2 separate regions of the Homo sapiens genome follow, and region 2 is linked to region 1. A link is a loop called in an ENCODE intact Hi-C map of the cell type or tissue named here. Cell type or tissue: heart left ventricle. All regions are shown on one strand. Links, peaks and the distances in the headings refer to the core of each region. The heading gives the core; the rest is flanking DNA. Region 1 overlaps LOC105378617 (a long non-coding RNA gene). Region 2 has its middle 87 kb from the start of LINC01648.

What was found. Peaks named below come from ENCODE experiments on the same cell type or tissue, not always from the same donor. Only the 100,000 strongest peaks of a DNase experiment are listed, where the experiment ranks them.
Region 2: it touches region 1 in a loop (4-fold over the local background); 2 of 110 quality-filtered maps call a loop at or near these places.

Annotation. Positions count from the first base shown.
Region 1 is chr1:30,186,721-30,195,778 of GRCh38, reverse strand. LOC105378617 (a long non-coding RNA gene) reads left to right here. Exons shown (of 3, transcript XR_001737960.1): 2 at 8,568-8,640. Among named protein-coding and RNA genes, the nearest start is that of LINC01648, 150 kb to the right of the region's middle. RefSeq lists enhancers at 906-1,406, 4,913-5,443. In heart left ventricle, for the core only: no CTCF peak of the experiment used is centred there; no DNase peak of the experiment used is centred there; H3K27ac peaks cover 419 bases.
Region 2 is chr1:30,119,584-30,128,641 of GRCh38, reverse strand. No RefSeq gene overlaps it. Among named protein-coding and RNA genes, the nearest start is that of LINC01648, 87 kb to the right of the region's middle. In heart left ventricle, for the core only: no CTCF peak of the experiment used is centred there; a DNase peak (open chromatin) is centred at 4,561.

The DNA.
Region 1 (9,058 bases), core at 1,702-5,701:
TTGACAGCAGCCTTGGAGGGGCAACGGGCGCAGAGGGGACAGCGACATGCCAGGCACCACACCAGGGGCTTTGCATTAAATGTTTATTTTTCACATTAACATTTGCTTAGTGGTTATTAAAATCCACCTCTAGTATTCTGGGAAACTGACATTCAGAGCAGTAAAGCCACCTGCCCAAGGTCACGGCCAGTGTGTGGCTGAGCTGGGATTCAGCCCCAGGCGAGTCTCACTCAGAAAGAAGCCCATACTCCAGTACTAGGGACACGGCTGCCCGGGAGACACCAGGACTCCGAGCTTCACCAACAGGCCTTTTTATCCACCCTGGGCCAGGTGCTGTCCCAGGATACAGCACACAGCTGAACAAAGCCCTTCAGGTCTAGGGTGATGTGAGAAGAGAAGGAGGAAGGGGGCAAAGCAAGGAATTCTCCAGGAGTGAACAGAAGCTCCCCTGGGTGGGTCAGGACGCTGTGTGGTTACTGTATTAAGTAAACCAAATGCAGCTGGAGGGCGTCTGAGCACAGGTGCCCAGGATCAGTCCCTGCAGCTGTTAATAATTGAGAAAATCCAAAACACATAAAGTGTCCATGGAGAGGAAGCGGTGAAAGAAAGAGGCCTTCATATGGTGTGGTGTGGGCTGCTGCTAGAAAGGATGGGGAGGAGTTTTGTGTGTTGACCTAGAGGATGTCCCTGAGGCATGGTCAGGTGGAAAAAGGAGGTTACAAAACAGGAGGCGCAGGATGAACCGAGGTCAGCCTCCACTCTTGCCTGGACTATGGTGTTGGCCTCTGGGCCCCCTACCCATTCCCTGCAAACCCCCGCTGTCACCCCTGCAAACTGCTCTCCACTCAGCAGCCAGTGACATCCTTGGAAAACCTGTCAGGATGTGTCCTTGCTCTGCTCAAAGCTCCCCAAAGGCTCCTCATGGCACTCAGAGTAAACGCCCTGGTCCTTCCAAGGCTTCCCCTCCTGCTGCATGGGCCTCCTGGCTGCCTAACAGGCACGTTCCTGCCTTGGGCCTCTGCATCTGCTGTTCCCTCTGCCTGGAATGTCCCACCCACCTGCATGGCCCATTTCTCATTTTGTTGCAGTGGGTAGCTAGGCAGGTATGAACAGGGCAGGAGAGGGTTCCCCCCTCCCCACCCCAGACACACACCAGGAGTGTTGGGCGACCATCAGGTGATGGTCAGGCAGTTGTTAACTGTCTCTCTAAAGTAATAATTGGTCACAGCCGGCACCAGGGAAAGGCTGACTTCTAATAGAAAACACCTGAAACTAGTGATCAGCTCAGCAGCTTCCCAATAAGATCTTAGGAGTTGGGAAAAGTGATGCAAGACCCCGGACGTATGCCAACACAGGAAACCCCAAGCCAAAAGGTCAAATGGTGCCTGTGTCTTTCAAGTCACCCCCTTGGCCTTCTTCCAAGTATACTTTCTCTCCTTCCCACTCTAAAGCTTTTTAGTAAACTTTCACTCCTGCTCTAAAACTTGCCTCAGTCTCTCCTTCTGCCTATGCCTCTGAATTGAATTCTTTTTGCTGAGGAGGCAAGAATTGAGGTTGCTGCAGACCTGTACAGTTACCCAAAGCCATGTCCCTAGCACTGGAGCACGGCTTTCTGAGTGAGACTCGCCTGGGGCTGAATCCCAGCTCAGCCACACACTGGCTGTGACCTTGGGCAGGTGGCTTTACTGCTCTGAATGTCAGTTTCCCAAGATACTAAAGGTGGATTCTAATAACCACTGAGCAAATGTTATTATGAAAAATAAATCAAACGTTTAATGCAAAGCCCCTGGTGTGGTGCCTGGCATGTCGCTGTCCCCTCTGCTCCCCTGGCCCCTCCAAGGCTGCTGTCATGGAAGAAGTTCCAGCTGTGAACTTCCAAGTGTACTTACTTTCCTTCCTTTCCTTTCTACTCTAAAGCTTTTTAGTAAACTTTCACTCCTGCTCTAAAACTTGCCTCGGTCTCTCCTGCCTTATGCCCCTGGGTCGAATTCTATCTTCTGAGGAGGCAAGGATTGAGATTGCTGCAGACCGATAGAGATATGGATTCGTACCGCTGCTGACATACTTTGCAGACCTGTGACTTGGATACTTTCGGCTGCTAACAATTTCTCATGTCATGCATGGCCTCTGCTTTGCCAGGGGACTTTCGTGACACCTGCATCTAACACAGCAACCCCCATAACTCTCTGTCCCTCTTACACTGTTTCATTTTCCTTCATGGTACACGTCACCTGACATAGTTCCTATTTAATGATTATATTCATGCATCACTGTCACCTCCACATACACCCAGAATGACTGGGCCCTGGGTCCTGGGGGCTCAGTTAGCCTTGATCCCTGCTGTGTCCCTTGGGGTTTCCAGGGCAAGACTGAACTTGAGGGCAGGCATTTTTGGGACTTGGGTAAATCAGTTCCCATGTGATCTATTGAGGTCTACCTGGCTAGAACTCTCCTGTGGCTGCTGATTACTCTAGAGATAAGCACCACAGTCCTCCATGAAGCCTGCACTCCTGCCCGTCTCTGCCCAGCCCCATCTGGCACTGCCCGCTCACTTCCTGTCTGGGCCCAGCCCCTCTGGCTGTTTTCCTGTTCTTTGTCCTTGCTTTGCTGCCTCTTGCCCCAGGGCCTTTGCACATGCTCCCTTGGGTTCAGCATGTTGTCTGGCACATAGCAGGTGCTCAATAAATGAGTGAATGGGAGTGAATGGATGAATGAATGAATAAATGAATGGCATTGCCTCAGGTGCAGCTGGGAGAAGGCTGACAGGTGTGTCCCTGTAACATCTGTGTGGCAAAGCTCAGGACCCAGGGGAAAGAGAGGAAGATGGTCATGGGGAAGAGGGGGGCCCAGCAGAGGACAGGGACAGGGAGTTGCCCCCCTCTTTCAGCCTCGCAGGCAAACCCAGTCTCTTCACCCAGGACAAAAGCACCAATGAGTTTATCACGTTTCCTTTCCCTCTCTTCACCCTCAATCTTGCTGCAGTGTTCCTTAGACCAGGTGCCCAGATTTCATGATACAGATGCTCCATCTGTTCCTTAACCACTGCCTGTCCATGGATACTCATTTGTTTCTGATTTTCTCAGTTATAAACAGGGCTGCAGTGACTCATTCTGGGCATCTGTGCTCAGGTGCCTTTTGAACTGGAGTTTGGTAACTTGTCACATAAAATGTCTTTATACATCCTGCACTACCACCATCACTATTTAAGAGGTGGCTGTGGAGAAGCAGAAAGGGCCCTGGGAAGGCAGACAGGGGATGTGACTTCCTTTCTGGCACTGTCTCATCCTTCCAGAAGCCGACCCTGGTGGTCCCAGACTGCATGGACTTCATTCCTGATTCCTTTGCATTGTGTCTGCACCTTCCACACACTTCCCTGCTTGTCCATTTCATGGTAAATGGCAAAACATAATTTATATTGGAACCCCCACCAATACCCTCCTCTCCAAGAACTGGGAAGTTCTTCAGGGTAAGAGCTCTGTCTGATTCATTTCTGTATCCTCAGCCCCTGATGATTGTTTGACCCTCAAGTGTAATGAACAGTTTACTATAGACAAGCCACCGCCCTGCCCCATGACTCAGTTTCCCCTTCTGTGAGATGGGAGTCTTCCTGGAGGGCATGTCCCTAAGGTCCTTCCCACTCTAGGATTCCATGGTCTAATTGATAAGCCAGTAACCTCTTGGAGCCTCAGTTTCTCCTTCTGTAACACAAGGTGGTAATAACACCCACCTCACTGAGTGCCGTGAGAGGGGCCAGCGCGGTGGCTCACGCATGGAATCCCAGCACTTTGGGAGGCCGAGGTGGGTGGATTACTTGAGGTCAGGAGATTGAGACCAGCATTGCCAACGTGGTGAAACACTGTCTCTACTAAAAACACAAAAATTAGCTGGGTGTGGTGGCGGGTGCCTGTAATCCCAGCTACTCGGGAGGCTGAGGCGGGAGAATTGCTTGAGCCCCAGGCTGTAGTAAGCTAAGATTGGGCCACTGCACTCCAGCCTAGGAGACAGAGCAAGACTCCATCTCAAAAAAAAAAAAAAAAAAAAAAAGGCAGTGAGGATACCTGTGTGAAGTGCTCAGCTCCTCACTCAGGAGGGCAAGAGGGGCTGCTGCTGTGATGGGCACTTATTCTGCTGGGTGTGGCCACTGCTATAATGGGAGGGGCTGCTCCTCTGGTGGGCATGGCCACTGCTATAATGGGAGGGGCTGCTGCTCTGATGGGTGTGGTCACTGCTATAATGGGAGGGGTGCTGCTCTGATGGGCGTGGTCACTGCTATAGTGGGAGGGGCTGCTGCTCTGATGGGTGTGGTCACTGCTATAGTGGGAGGGGCTGCTGCTCTGATGGGTGTGGTCACTGCTATAATGGGAGGGATTGCTGCTCTGATGAGCCTAGCTGCGGACATCTGTCTGGAGCCTCTGACCTACTTCTCACTCCACCCATCTCCACCCAAAACATTTGCTGTCAGTTCCTGGAAGCTGCTCTGAGTCATCACTGGTCTAAGCTTTTAAGCAGCATTTTACCATTTTGTCCCCACAACCCACAGAAGGGCTGAGATAAAGGTCTTAAGCAATTTGTTTGAAATGCAAAACACTCCTGTCCTCCCTCTGTTTAAAGCCCCTCAGAGGCTCCCACTTTTCCTAAAGCAAAGACCCAAACCTTGAGCTCTGCTGTCAAAGCCCTGTGAGGCCCAGCTCTCACCCGGGCCCCTCCAGCTTCATTCCCAGCAATTCAGGTGTGGAAACTGAGGCTCACCCAAGGCCATTCTGTCTGGAGATGGCAGAGTCCTATTCAAACCCAGGCCTGTCAGGGATCAGTCCTGGGGAATTACTGGCTGGCAGTCGGTTCTGAAACACCTGCCTCCTGGTGCCCATCCTGTGACCCTTTTAAAAGCAAACAAAGGCTGTTTCTACTCCTCTATCTGGGTTTGATGATCACACATGGCTCCGAGGGCAGCAAAAATACTGTCCAGTCCAGGGTGTTTATTGATCAGAATGAATGGATGGCCTCATCCATGTAGGCCTCCTGATGGATTGGTTTCCATGCACCCAGCCGTCCCCATAGCCCCAGCTCACCCTGATTTGTTTTCCTCCCGACAGCTGCACATCTATTGATTTAGAGGGAATCTGTCAAAAGGCACTGAGAGGCTCTGATCTGTCGTGGCTACGTATGGTAAGAACTCGAGAGCCTTTGAAGGAGATTAGTAATTCATAATCACTGTGATTTGGGTCCCAGGCCCACAGTCCAAGGAGATGCTCCCTCGGCTCCTCATTAAAGAGCTAACTGTGTAATTTGACAGCGTAGCTGTTGTGTCTCCACTGCCCTTTGCTGAGTCTTTAGAGCCATTTAGATGAAGGCATGTGGCAACTCTGCAGCAGTGTATTGGGAGTGGAGACCTCTGGGCAGCCTTGCTGGCATAGACAGCAGCCCAGAGCCCGGCTCACCTGGCGGGGGCTCCAGTCAGCCCACTAGAAACGTGGACACCGAGCCCGTGGGAGCTCTTTGCTTACACTTGCTTCCTCCTACAGACCTTCATGCAGCCAATATCCCTGGGCAGCCACTGAGCTGCACTGAGTATTAACAAACCAGGATTCGAGGCTGCACACAGCTTCCCTTTTCCTTTGTTCGTTATTGATCTGGTAGGGAGGGTGTCCTTAGGCCCTGGGTTTGGGGGATATAGGAATATGATTTAGGGTGTCCACCCTCAGGAGCTCATCATCTGATGGTGGAGGCAAGTGCCTGAGTGGAGAAGCGTGAGGCAGACTGACAGTGGGGGTAAGACAGGGGTTGTATTCTAGTGGCACTGGAGTGAGGTGGTAAGGCCCAGAGGTACATGGGTTTGAGATAGCTCTGCCACCAGCTGGCTGTGGGAGTCAGGGACAGTCACTTACCTCACTGAGCCTTGGTTTCTCATCCCTACAATGAGGATCAGTTTGGGATTTGAGGGAGTTGGATTAGTTGATTCAGTTAAGTGCTTGGCACAGGGGCTGGCACACAGTAGGTGCCTACTAAACAGTAGCTCGCCTTTATGCATCCAGTAAGCAGGTGTTTAGTGAGCACCTGCTGCATGCCAGGCCCTGCTCAGGGAACTGAGAATTCGATGGTGAAGAAAACTAGATGCAGACCTGGTCCTCAGGGACCTTAGAGTCTAGTGGAGGAGGGGGAGGCCATTGATTAAAGAATCCCAGAGCTGAATTCAAATCACAAACAGAGATCAACTCCGAAGAGGAAAGGTGGGACCTAGGGGTGCCTATTGCAAAGGATCTGGGCCTAGCCCTGGGGCAGGAGTCCTCCCCAGGAAGATGACAGGTCAACCAAAATCTGCAGTAATTAGACATTTACTATCTGCAGGGGTGAGAAAGAAAATTCTAGATCTGCAGTGCCCCTGTGGCAGAGGAACCCCTGACACCTTCTTGGCTGAGAAGTGGCTGCTATGGCTGGAAAGCAGAAGGCAGGCGTGAGTGGGGAGGGAGGGTGTGGGGAAGCAGGTGCCCCAGGGTGTCCAGGTCACACTAAGGCTTCTGGATTGTACTGGGAGCAGGGGCAGAGTGGCAGGGTGGTGTTTCCACACTGTCCCTCTGGCTGCTGTGGGAAATTGGCAGGGGTAGACAGCAGGTGGGGAGGGCAGGGCCAGGTGGGGGCCAAGGCAGTGGCCAGACCAGAGGTACCAGTAATGGAGAGGACAGGACAGATTCCGAGACATGAGGAGTGCATGGGCAGGACTGAATGTGAGGTTGGGTGAGACAGCAGAGGAGGTATCAAAGGGAGGAAAATGTTCCAGAAAGAAAGATCAGCTCAGAGATGGAAAGAAGTCTCCTGGCTGGGGTGACTGTATGGATGGTGGCACCAGACATGGGAAGAAGGGACCCAGAGAAGGCTCATTTCTGGGGAGCATGGAGCTCATGAGTCTGGACCTGTGCACGTCCAGTCTGTGATGCCTTTGAGATTCCACACCTGAAGTGGAGTTGGGGGTTGGGTCTTTCTCTGCGGACCCCTAGCTGGGAGGCTATGAGGGTATTCAGAAGAGAACGGTCCAGCTCTGCTCTCAGGGGCTTACACATGGGGACTCCATGGACCATCACAGGTAAAGGTTGTTGTTAAGAACAGTGGACACCCTATGCTATGGGGTTGTGGGATGGAGGTCAAGGTCAGCTCTGAGGGTCACCTCTGAGCTGAATCCTAGAGCATGAACAAAATTCACCAGGCAGAGATGGGGAAGGACACCAACGGCTGAAGGGCAGGTTCAAGGGAGACTGCGGTGTTGGTGTCTGGGAGGGGAAGCAGTACAGGAGGCCAGAAGCCACAGGGGTCAGAGCAGGAGGGGCCTTGAATGCCGGGTGCAGGGTTTGCTCGTTATCCTACAGGCCCATTCCAGTTTCAGCAGGACGACGTGCTCAGGGCTGCAAAAGTGTGGGAAGGTAAAATGTTGCAGGAGGAGGCTCTGGCAGCAAATCAATCAGTTAAGAGGCCTGTGATGGTACAGGTGACAGACTAGGGCAGGACAGACACTGTGGGAATGGTGTGACGCTGGTGGACAGGAGTGGCCTCAAGGGACAAGAGGACTTGGGCCAGTGAAAGGCATAGTGTGGAGTATGTTCAGAGGGCTCAGAAACTGGAAGAGCAATAATACTGGAGTGCTCCGTGGGCCACCAATGGGAATGACAGACACATTCCTGAAGGGCCACCTTGCAGGGTATCGAGTCATACAACATGGGTTTGAGACAGGACATTATTATATGAACACCTGTAATAAGCCTTCTAGCAATCCTGGAAAGTAGGTGCTGCTGTCACCACTATTTTCTAGATGAGCAGAGACACAGAGAGGTACAGAATCACTGGGAGGGCTAGAGAGCCAGGCTCAGGGGTTGTGGCATCAGCACAGATGCCCCAAATCAACCCACAGGCAACAGCATCTTGACCTCCTCTACCAAGTTCTGCCCCCAACAGCTTGCACCACCTTCACTACCACCACTGACCCTGCAGGCTACAGGTGAACCCCTGCCATCTTGTTTCCCATGGACTGTAGTTGGACATGTGCCAGCCTCAGCTGCCATCATCAGCTCCATTGCCAGAATAGGCTCAGCAAGGAAAACCACTTCCCACTGGACTTCTGGCCCAAAGTCTATACTGGGAGGTGGGGCGATCTGATTGGAGAAGCCTCGTCATGTGACTTCACCCAAGCTCTAAAGGAGGCTGGGAAAGAACATCTCTGGCAATTTCAAGCTTTGTCTCCTAAGTGGAGAATTAACTAATTATAGGGATTTCTGTGGCTGGGCTACTTATGTTTGTGTGCGTATATATGCATATGGGACTGGTGGTGGCTTATATTGTGCTGTGTCCTCTGTAAATTTGATCTCTGGGTTGAGTGACGGCAGCTGAGGATGCCATCACCATTCTGCTAACAGACATTTTCTGGGCAGTGTCGGAGACAGAGGTGGCAGCCTCCATTATCCCCTCTGCCCCAATCAGCTGCCTGACTGCCTAGGTGCTGGCTGCTGGCAGACTGCTCTTCTGCTCCTCTGCAGCTTCTGAGGTATAAAAATAGACACCCACCCCTCCCTGTCTCTCCGCAGGTGGGAAGAAAGCAAGGGCAGGACAATGCCCTCCAGGAGATGCCAATGTGGATGAATTTAGCCTGCAGTACAGGTACATCTATTTCTGGTGTGTAGAATGACCTAAGCTCCCCACTCATTCATGACTTCATGCAACTGACGTTTATTTTGTGCCTACTATACCCCAGACCCTCAAGATGTCTCTGTTCCTCAATCCACCCCATCCCTGCCTTTTGTCCTGATATCTGTCACCTGCAAAATAATTTCCACAAAACAACTACAACCACAAATTATAATTTCTTTGGGACCCCACATTGCCATGGAATGCTATGAAGCTTCCTCAGGGGCTTCAGTGCAGGGATAGGGGACAAAGAGGCTGCTGTGGTGTCCAGCAGGAGCTTGGCAAACTTGCAGCAACCAGTAGAAGCAGTGATCGCTGGCAGAGGGGGGTGTGTGCCTGTGTGTATGTTTCAGTACTGGTGGGTAGGAAAACCGGAAGTAAATGGTAGATT
Region 2 (9,058 bases), core at 2,832-6,831, 68 kb after region 1:
AAGAGATTTAATTGAATCACAGTTCCACATGGCTGGGGAGGCTTCACAATCATGGTGGAAGATGAAGGAAGAGCAAAAGGACTTCTTACATGGCAGTGGGCAAGAGAGCTTGTGCAGAGGAACTCCCATTTACAAAACCATCAGATCTCATGAGACTTACTACCATGAGAAGAGTATGGGGGAAACCGTTCCCATGAATCAATTATCTCCATCTGGCCCTGCCCTTGACTCGTGGGGATTATTACAATTCCAGGTGAGATGTGGGTGGGGACACAGCCAAACCATATCACCTGGAGTCTGGGGAACTTGACCCAACACTGAACCCCCACTGCAGAATCTGAGCCACCTGGTTCCTGCCCTGAAATTCACAGGAGCAGAACTTGGGTTCGTGGTGGGTGCCCTCACTGAAGGGAAGTGATGTAGGGTGGTTAAGGGTGTAGGCTCTTGGTTCAAATTCTGGCTCAGTCATTTCCTTGCTGTGCCACCTTGGGCAGGTCGCTTCACCCCCATGAGTCTCAGTTTTCTTGTCATGAGACATAGATAAGAATTTGAAGATTAGGTGAGAAAATGCCTGGAATAAGACTAACACAGTACCTGAGACATAGTAGGCATTTGATATGTGTCCACTGTCATCAATTAGTATTCATAGTGATGCAGCTGGGTGACACAGAGGCTCTCTAGGGCTTGATCCTGAACCTCCAGGGATCATAGGTCATCCCACTCCCACCTCCATGCCTTTCGGTAGGCTCAGGGACGGACACCCTGATGGCCACTTCTTGCAGGCAGAAGCTGCATGCAGGATGAATACAGATGAGCTGGGGCCCAGCTCACAGGAGGCCAGGCTGACCCAGTGCATTACAGGAATGGCCTGTGTGATTGTCCCTAAAGAATCAGAAGGAGCATGGGCTGAGCATGGTGTGAGGTGGGGGCCACATCTCCTGCCAGGGGAGGGCTGGGGAGACCTCTGCTGCTCTCTCATCCTTCTGGGCACTTAAAGGGAGAAAAAGGAGACTGGATGGAACTGGAAGACTCTGTTCTTACCCATGTGGGTTCCATGAGTGACACATCCTCAAAGTTCACCTTACAATTTGCAGATGAGGACACTAGGGATTAGAGGGATCAGTTCAATCCCCAGTGACCCCACAGTGAGTGAGTTAGCTAGAGCGTTGTGGATCCTGAACAACTCCCAGGCTAGGACTCCTCCACTACCATCCCTCTGCAGGAGGCGACCCAAATCCCCTTCCCCTGGGCAAGGATCCTCCAGTGTGCCCACTGGCCAGCTTCTTGAAGCCCCATCATTTTTCTTGTCTTCAAAGTCTTTCCACCAAATATGCGTATGTCCCCTCCACCTGCCCCAGGGCTCAAAGTTGTCCCTGAGAAGTCCTTCTTTGGAGGTAGCTTTGTAGGAATGTTGAAGTATCTTCTACTTTAAAAATGGGAGTGGAGACTGGGAAACATGCCAGCATCCATTTCCTCAACTGCTCCCACTTGACTCAGCCACCATAATCTTTTTCTCCACTTGCCTTGGACCCTCCCCCAACCAAATTACAGGGATATCAGTGCCAAAGGTGATTTGCACTTAGTTTATTGACAAGTGGCCTCCCCGCTGTGCAGATGTGGAGCTTAGAATGAATCAGAGTGTATATGATGAAGAGAAAGTAGGAGGATTTGCAAGTAACTGTGTGTGGGTTTATATTTACATAATTCCTTCGAGTTTTAGATTTTCCTCTTCTTTATGGGTTTGTGGGTGAATTTTATGTCTTAGCTGATCTTGCAAGTCAGTAAAAAGAAGAGATAATGCATAGCACAAGTTTCAGCTCAGACAAACCCAGGTTTGCATCCCAGCTCTCCCATGAACCCTGTACATGGTACTGTGCCTCAGTATCCCCATCCCCAGAAGAGGCTAATCAGCATGCACACCACAGGGCTGTTGAGAGGATTTGATGGGATATGCATTAGTTATCTATTGTCAGGTAACAAATTACCCCTCAAATTTAGTGGCTTAAAACAACACATATTTATTACCTCACAGTTTCTGTGGGGCAGAAATCTGGGCACAACTTAGCTGAATCCTGTGCTTCAGTGGCTCTCACAGGTTGCAATACAAGTATCAGCTTAGGCTGGGATGGCACCTGAAGGCTCGACTGGGGAAGGATCTGCTTCCAAGCTCCTGCACTTGTTGGCAGGACTCAGTTCCTAGAGGGCTGATAGGCTGCAGGCCTCAGTTCTTGGCTGGTTCTTGGCTGGAGGCTGCTTCAGTTCCCTGCCACGGGAGTGTCTCCCACATAGCAACCTGCTTCACCAAAACCCAGAAGACAAGAAGGCAATATAAATAATCAGCCGGCAAGGCAGAAGTCACAGTCTTTTGTAACCAAATCATGGAAGTGACATCGTGTCACCTTGTTGAAGAAATAAGTTGCAGGTCCTGCTTACTCTGTCATCCCAGGAGGCTGGGATCTTTCAGGCCACCCCAGGCTTCCTCCCATTGGATAATTCATTACAGTGCTTAACACAGAAATTACCTGGCCTCCCACTACATCCCAGTCAGCCTCTCCCCACCCTGCCCTTCACCACTGCTCATTCTTCCCCTCAATCATTTACTCAGCAGGAGTTTGTTTGACACCTGCTCCGGGTCAGACCGTGGGTTGGACACTGGGAACAAGAAGACTCAGGCCCAAGGAGCCCCAGTCTATGGGGGAGGTAGGAATTCACAGTAATGTCATCCCCCAGGCCACTCAACCCTCCTCTGCCCACCGTGAATTCCACTCAGCCCCCTTGGCAGAATGCAGATGGACATGACACTCTGGCTCCCAGAGAACTAGATCATTCTGAGGCCCCCCTCCCCTCTCTCCCCACCTCTGCCTAAACTTTCTTTAAGAACCATAAAATAAAACTTGTTTATGCCAGGGCTTTGGTGCTGGGAATGCAGGCAGATGGCACCAACTTAGCAGCCTGGCAGACACAGAAGGTTCTGAACACAATCAGCTGGAATGGCCCAGATCTTCCCCCATCTCTGAGCCCAGTGTGGAGGCAGCCCTGGGAACCCTTCCCCGCTCCCCTCCTGACCAGACATCCTGTCAGCCAGAGGCTCAGAGAAAGGAAAGCAGGGGCCTCAGGAGGAGGCCCAGGGTGACAGGGCATCGTCCATCACCACCGCAGAGGGGCAGAGACAGGCTTGCTGTCCAGGGCCTTACACTCCCCTTTCACAGCGCAGGGCCAGTGCTGGGCAGGGGCTGCCCAGCCAGGGATGACTTGGCCCAGCCCCACTGCATCTAGGTGGGGCCACCGTTAACTCTGGCCAGTGGAATGTGGGTGGAAATGATGTGGACACCTCTGGCCGAGGTGGTTAAGCATCTGGACACCTGCTCCTCACTCACTTCTCCTTCCTTGATTCCCCTGGAGGCCATGCATGTTGATGATGTCATCCCAGATCAAGGAGTCTGGATCCCTGCATCACTACTCAGAAGAGCCACCCCCTGGAGGAAACGCCCCAGGCCAGCAGCAGCCACCTGGGCTTTGCCTGGGAGAGAAATCAACTCTTCCTGGGTGAAGCCACTGGGATGTGGGGGCTGTTTGTTATGCACTTCACCATCCTGACTGATACGGCCCAGCCCCACTCCTCATCCCTCCATCCAGCAGGTATTGATCAGGCTCCTCTATGTGCCAAACTCTGTGCTAAGGATGGGGACACACTGTGACTGAGACCCACAAGGTCCTTGCCACCACGAGGCTCTTGACTGCAGAAGCAGCCAAGCAAAATGAGCAAATGAACAACCAAATAATTCCATGCCGTGAAAAGGACCAGGAAGGAAAAGAGATGATGATGAAAAACCAATGCCAGATTTGGGGAAGTCCTGGTTGGCAGGAAGGAAACTTGAGAGGGAGGCTGGGAAGTGCCCCAGAGAAGGAGGGAGATGTAGGGCAGAGGAGGTTCCTGCAGAGAGGACAGAGGGGCAGGCCCCACCAGGCCTCGCCACTCCCAGCTTTATGCAAATTACTTCCCTCCACCCTTAGGATAATTGGGATAAGGGGCTGTTATTATCCCCATTTTACAGGGGAGGGAACTGTGACCCCAGAGAGGTGGGGTGATGGGGCCAAGTCACAGAGCCAGGAAGTGTGTTTGTCTTAGTTTTTGCTCTTTCCCATGTGGAGATGTGTCTGTGCGTGTCAAAGTCACCCTGGCAGTCGCTGGGTCCCTCTGGGGAGAAGCAGGCCTGGTTGTCCCTGCAGCCCTCCTGCAGGCCTCTGACAGCTCTGTCTCCCCCACCAGCTGGACCAGGGCTCCTCACACTTTAAAGTATGCACCCAGCACCTCAGGTGTGTGTTAAGTGCAGAGTCAGGCTCACCTGAGGTCCGGGGTGGGGCACAAGAGCCTACATCTCCCCACTGATGTGGATGCTGCTGTCACCTTCTGGGGCAGCAAGGACCTAGAATGGAGGGCAGCTTGGATTGAGCCCAGCTGGCCTGACCTTCTAGCCTGGCTTTCAACCTTCCAGTCTAGAGGACGGGCAGTCTAGATGACTTCCAGGAAGAGGATAGGACCCCACCCTAAAGATGGCCTGAGGCCAGGGAGGGTGTGGAGGAGAAGCAAGAAAGGAAGGGAGAGACTCCCACTGTCCGGGTCCTCTGGGTGTTTGAGTGACTCGTCCAAGGTCACATGCTGGATGGAGCAGCCACCCAAACCCAGCCTCAGATCAGGACCTCTGCTCTTTTGCCCAGGCAGAGGTACTGGAAAAAATTTCTCTCTGACCCATGGAATTGGGCTGGATGTGGCTCAGCATGAGGCAGGCCCCGGGAGAAATGTTTCATTCCAGAAAGCTCTTCTGAGAGCAAACTCTGAGTAGCTCTCAGATCTACCTGCAGTACTAAGTGATTTGTTCCTGATTGAGCAAAATGTCAGAGGTCACGATGTGACCATTTTTAATGTTCGAGTGTTTCTGCTTCCCTCACCTCTCACAACCTCCAAATTTGCGATTTTCTTCTCTGTCTCCTTCCCTCATGCTACGCCTAGGAAGCAAGGCCCCTCTCTTTCTTTCCTTCTCCCTTTTCTCTCTCTCTAACTCTTCTTTCCTTCCTTCCCTTCTTTCTTCCATCCAGTATTTTAGATTCTGCTTTGTGACCTGCAGTGTTCTAGACCCCAACAAGCCACAGTCCCTGAGATGCACAGAGCTCTACACTGTTCTCCTGGAACCTGCAGTCCCTGGGGAAGACAGAGGAGGTGATTAAGGTGGGACCCTGGCCTGCCCAAGACTGGCTCTCTCACAGGACCCTGGGAGTGGACAGTGGCACATAAATCAGCAGTGACAATCCAGACTCCCTCCTTCCCTCCCAGCCAGGATGCAGCAAAAACACAAAGTGTGTGGGCAGGAGAGGAAAGGGGCACTAACTCTGCATATCAGGGAGGGCTTCCTGGAGGAGACATTTGAACTGACTGTTAAAGAATAAATGGGCATGACCAGTAGAAGACAATGCCAGGGCAGAATATGTCAAGAGGATTCTCTTCCAAGGTTGTTTACTGAGTGGATGAATGGATAAATGGGAGAATGAATGAATGAATGAGTTTAATCCAGACTCACCTTTTGCCAACAGAGCTGGGCCTAATGTCCAAGCTCTGACACTTGCTCAGGTGGCCCTCTGCCCCTCTGGGAGAGGAAGGCCCTTCTCCTCCAGCTGCCAGAGTCCTCCCTAGGGCTTCAGGGTCTCCCTTAACCCCAGGAGTCTCCTGCTCAGGATCCTGGAAGCTCGAGGTTCTCCCAGCCCTGGATTTCTCTGTCTGTAGTTTGCTCACAGCTTTCAAGAAGCAGCAGAGCCATGGAGAAGAGCACAGACCTGGGCACAAAACTCACCCATGCCCCCTTGGTAGCTGTGTGGTCTTGAGCAAGCCACTGCATCTCTCTGATCTTCAGTGCTCTCGTCTGGAGAGTAGCTTGATTATAATGATGCCTACCCCAGTAGCCTACCCATCTTTGCATATGACTTCCGCTATGAAGAGGTGGCGTTTCTTTACTACTGCCTCAGTATGCACGGTCCTGTGACTTGCTTTGGCCAATAGACTATGTTGCATGTGTAGGTGTCGATTTGAAGCCTGTACCTCAAGGGACTCCCCCATTTGGAAATTTGACATCTCTGTTTAAACAACCTGAGGCCATCTTGCTGGATAATCAAAGACTACACAAGGCCCTCAGATAGGAGAGAAAGCCAGGCAACATCAGCAAAGCCAACACACAGATGAGGTAATAGCTGACTTCAGAAGACGGAGAGTGCTTGACCAATGCAGCAGAATTGTCCAGCCCACTCAAAGAGTTGGGAACTCAATCAGTACCCATTGATTGAAGCTACTCATTCTCATGGTTGCAGCACACCATCACAGTGGCAACATATAACTGGAATATGCTCCAAAGTGTTATTGTGAAAATGAAGTAAATCAGTAGATAGAAGGGCTTAGAGCCTGTGCCTGGTACCCAGGAGGCTCTAAATGGGTATTGCTAGGGTTATTGCTTCAGCAGTGCCTGCCGTCAGGTGGAGCTTGTCCTTGTCATCAAAGTAAAGGTCGGGATGAATGGCTTCCTCCATGCTCATGATGGGGCTCCCACATGTCATCACCAGCCTGGACACCAGGACATTGTTACTTAGTAGCTCTTTGGGAAATGTCTTCACCTCTCTGATGTTGTATTTGCTCATTTGCAAAGTGGGGAAGGGGAAGCTAACATTGCAGAGTTCCTGGGAGCCTCCTGTTGTGCAATCAGCCAAGTTGAGCCCACTCAGGTTCCTGCTCTGGGAAATATTGACCCACGATGCAAAATGAATTGTTGTGGGAGCCCACCTTGAAGGGCACCATCCAGGGGGTTGCACAGGGAAGGAGGGGGAGACAGGCTTGGGTGACTCTCAGTCCTGGAGGGCCTGACTCTGTCCTGTGTCCTTTCCTCAAGTCCCCTTGATTTATTTGGGGTGATTGGTTCATATCCAAACATCCCTGGCTGGTCTTTTCTCTCTCATCCAATAAGAGCTGATTATCACAGCAGCCCAGACATTTCTCAGTGAGCTGGCCCTTCCTGAAACATCAGGGAAATATCTGCTTCCCCTTGTAAGATCCTTGCGGACAATGACTTTGTTGTTCTTATTTATCCTGTCACTCCCTCACTGAATACGGGATCAAGCATACAGTTGGTGCTCAATAATGACGTGTCAAATAGCTAAATGAACGCCCCACAGATGCCGACACTCATCATTCCCGTCCCCTCTTTCCCGGAAGCTGTCCTTCTCCCTCTAGGATGAGCCACAATGCTCCTACCTTCAGATCACACTGTCCAACACTGTCTCCATCTTGGTCCACTGTGCTGTGGCTTAAGGGTTGATTTGGAAACACAGATCTGATCACATCAACCTTGCTTCCTCTTTGCCCTCCACTGTCTCCTTGCTGTTGGGATGAAGACTCAAATCCTTAAAGTGGCATTTGAGACCCTTGCACAGTCTTGGGTCCTGCTCTTTCTGCAGGCTCCCACCCACTCCCTGCCTTTTAGCCACACAGGCCTTGAACTTCTTTGTGGTTGCCAAGAGCCCTCCAGCCGCTGGGCCTTTTCATGTGCTATTGCCTGGTCTGAACACTCTCTCTGAGCTCCAAGCTCACCTGATAACTCTGCTTCGTTGTTCAGATGGCAGCCGAGGGGATCACATCCTCAGGGATGCCCTCCTGGCCTGCCTTGAAATCCCCTCTTCAAGTGCTCTCACGCATGCTGAGCCTCTCCTTTGGAGCACCTATCATTTTACGCTGCTTCGTGTGATTCTAGATTAGATTAGTCTCTGTCTCCTCTAGACTGAGCTCCAGGAGGGACCGTGGCAGTTTTGCTTACTGTTGATTCCCCTAACACAGTGGTTGTCCCATAGTAGGTGGTCAACACATGTGTTACATACAGAATGGTGGCACTGCAGGTTTCAGAGTCCCTCCCAGGGTGGGGACTATGACTCAGGCGGATGGCTGGTACTAGGGTCAGGCAAGCGAGGTGCCTAGGCCACAATATTTAGGGAGGCATTCGGCCATCTCCAAATCGCTGGTGCCAACCTCAGGGTCTGCGTTTCATTGGCATTACCAAATGCCAGCCAAAGGGAGTGAGGGGAGACAAGAGGGAAAAGACTCGAGGTTTCAAAGAATTGCCGGCTCAGCTTCCTGGGCCTACATCTGGAAAGCTGATCTGTGCAGAGGACGGATGCCTCTCCCACGCACACAGGCATCTGGCTCCCAAAATAGTCTTAAGAATACCCCTCTGCAGCTGAGCTGATGTGTATTTTCATACCCGCCTGATGTTGTTTTGCTTCTGCAGGCTCATTACAGGAACAGGAAAGAGAAATGGACTAATTGTCCCAATTGTGGACATAATGGGGGGATTCTTACCTTTGCAAGCTGCGGCTCACATGGGGAATTTGCAATGGAAATCTCAGGGCCCTTTGGTTACACAGTTCTCAGCTGATGAGGCGCTTTGCAGCAATTGTCTGTGTGGCTGGTGGGGCTGACTGGCTGATGGAATGTGGTCTAATGGCCTCATCAGAGGCTCTTGTGAGACCACAGTCCCCCTTACGGAAGACGGGCAAGGGTGCCGCTCCCATTCCAGCACACCTGGGCCGGGAACCAAGTGAACAGGAGGTTCCCAGCAGCTCCTGCTCTACCCGACACACCACCCCCTACCTGGGAGCTGCCTCCCATCCTGCCTGGATGCAGCTCCACCTGCTCTGAGGAGAGGGTCTTGGGGAGCCTGTTCCAGGAAGACCTTGACCCTCCTGGTGGAGAAATCCAGGCCTGAGTCCTAAAGATTTGGGGGCAGCAAACTGTGGGCTGTGCCTCCCTCCCTGCATGCTATTCCTCTCCAGTGTGTTCTTCAGGACCCAGATTGGGCTCCCCCTCCTTCAGGAAGCCCTCCCTGATGCCTCCAGCCCATGCTGGCCTCTTCCTTTCGTAACTCCTGACCCAAGCTCTGCAGGGCAGTGTAGGGCTAGGGAGGAGCATGGACCTTAGTGGCAGAGGCTGGGGTTTGAGCTTCCTCTGGCCTACCAGAATGTTTGATCT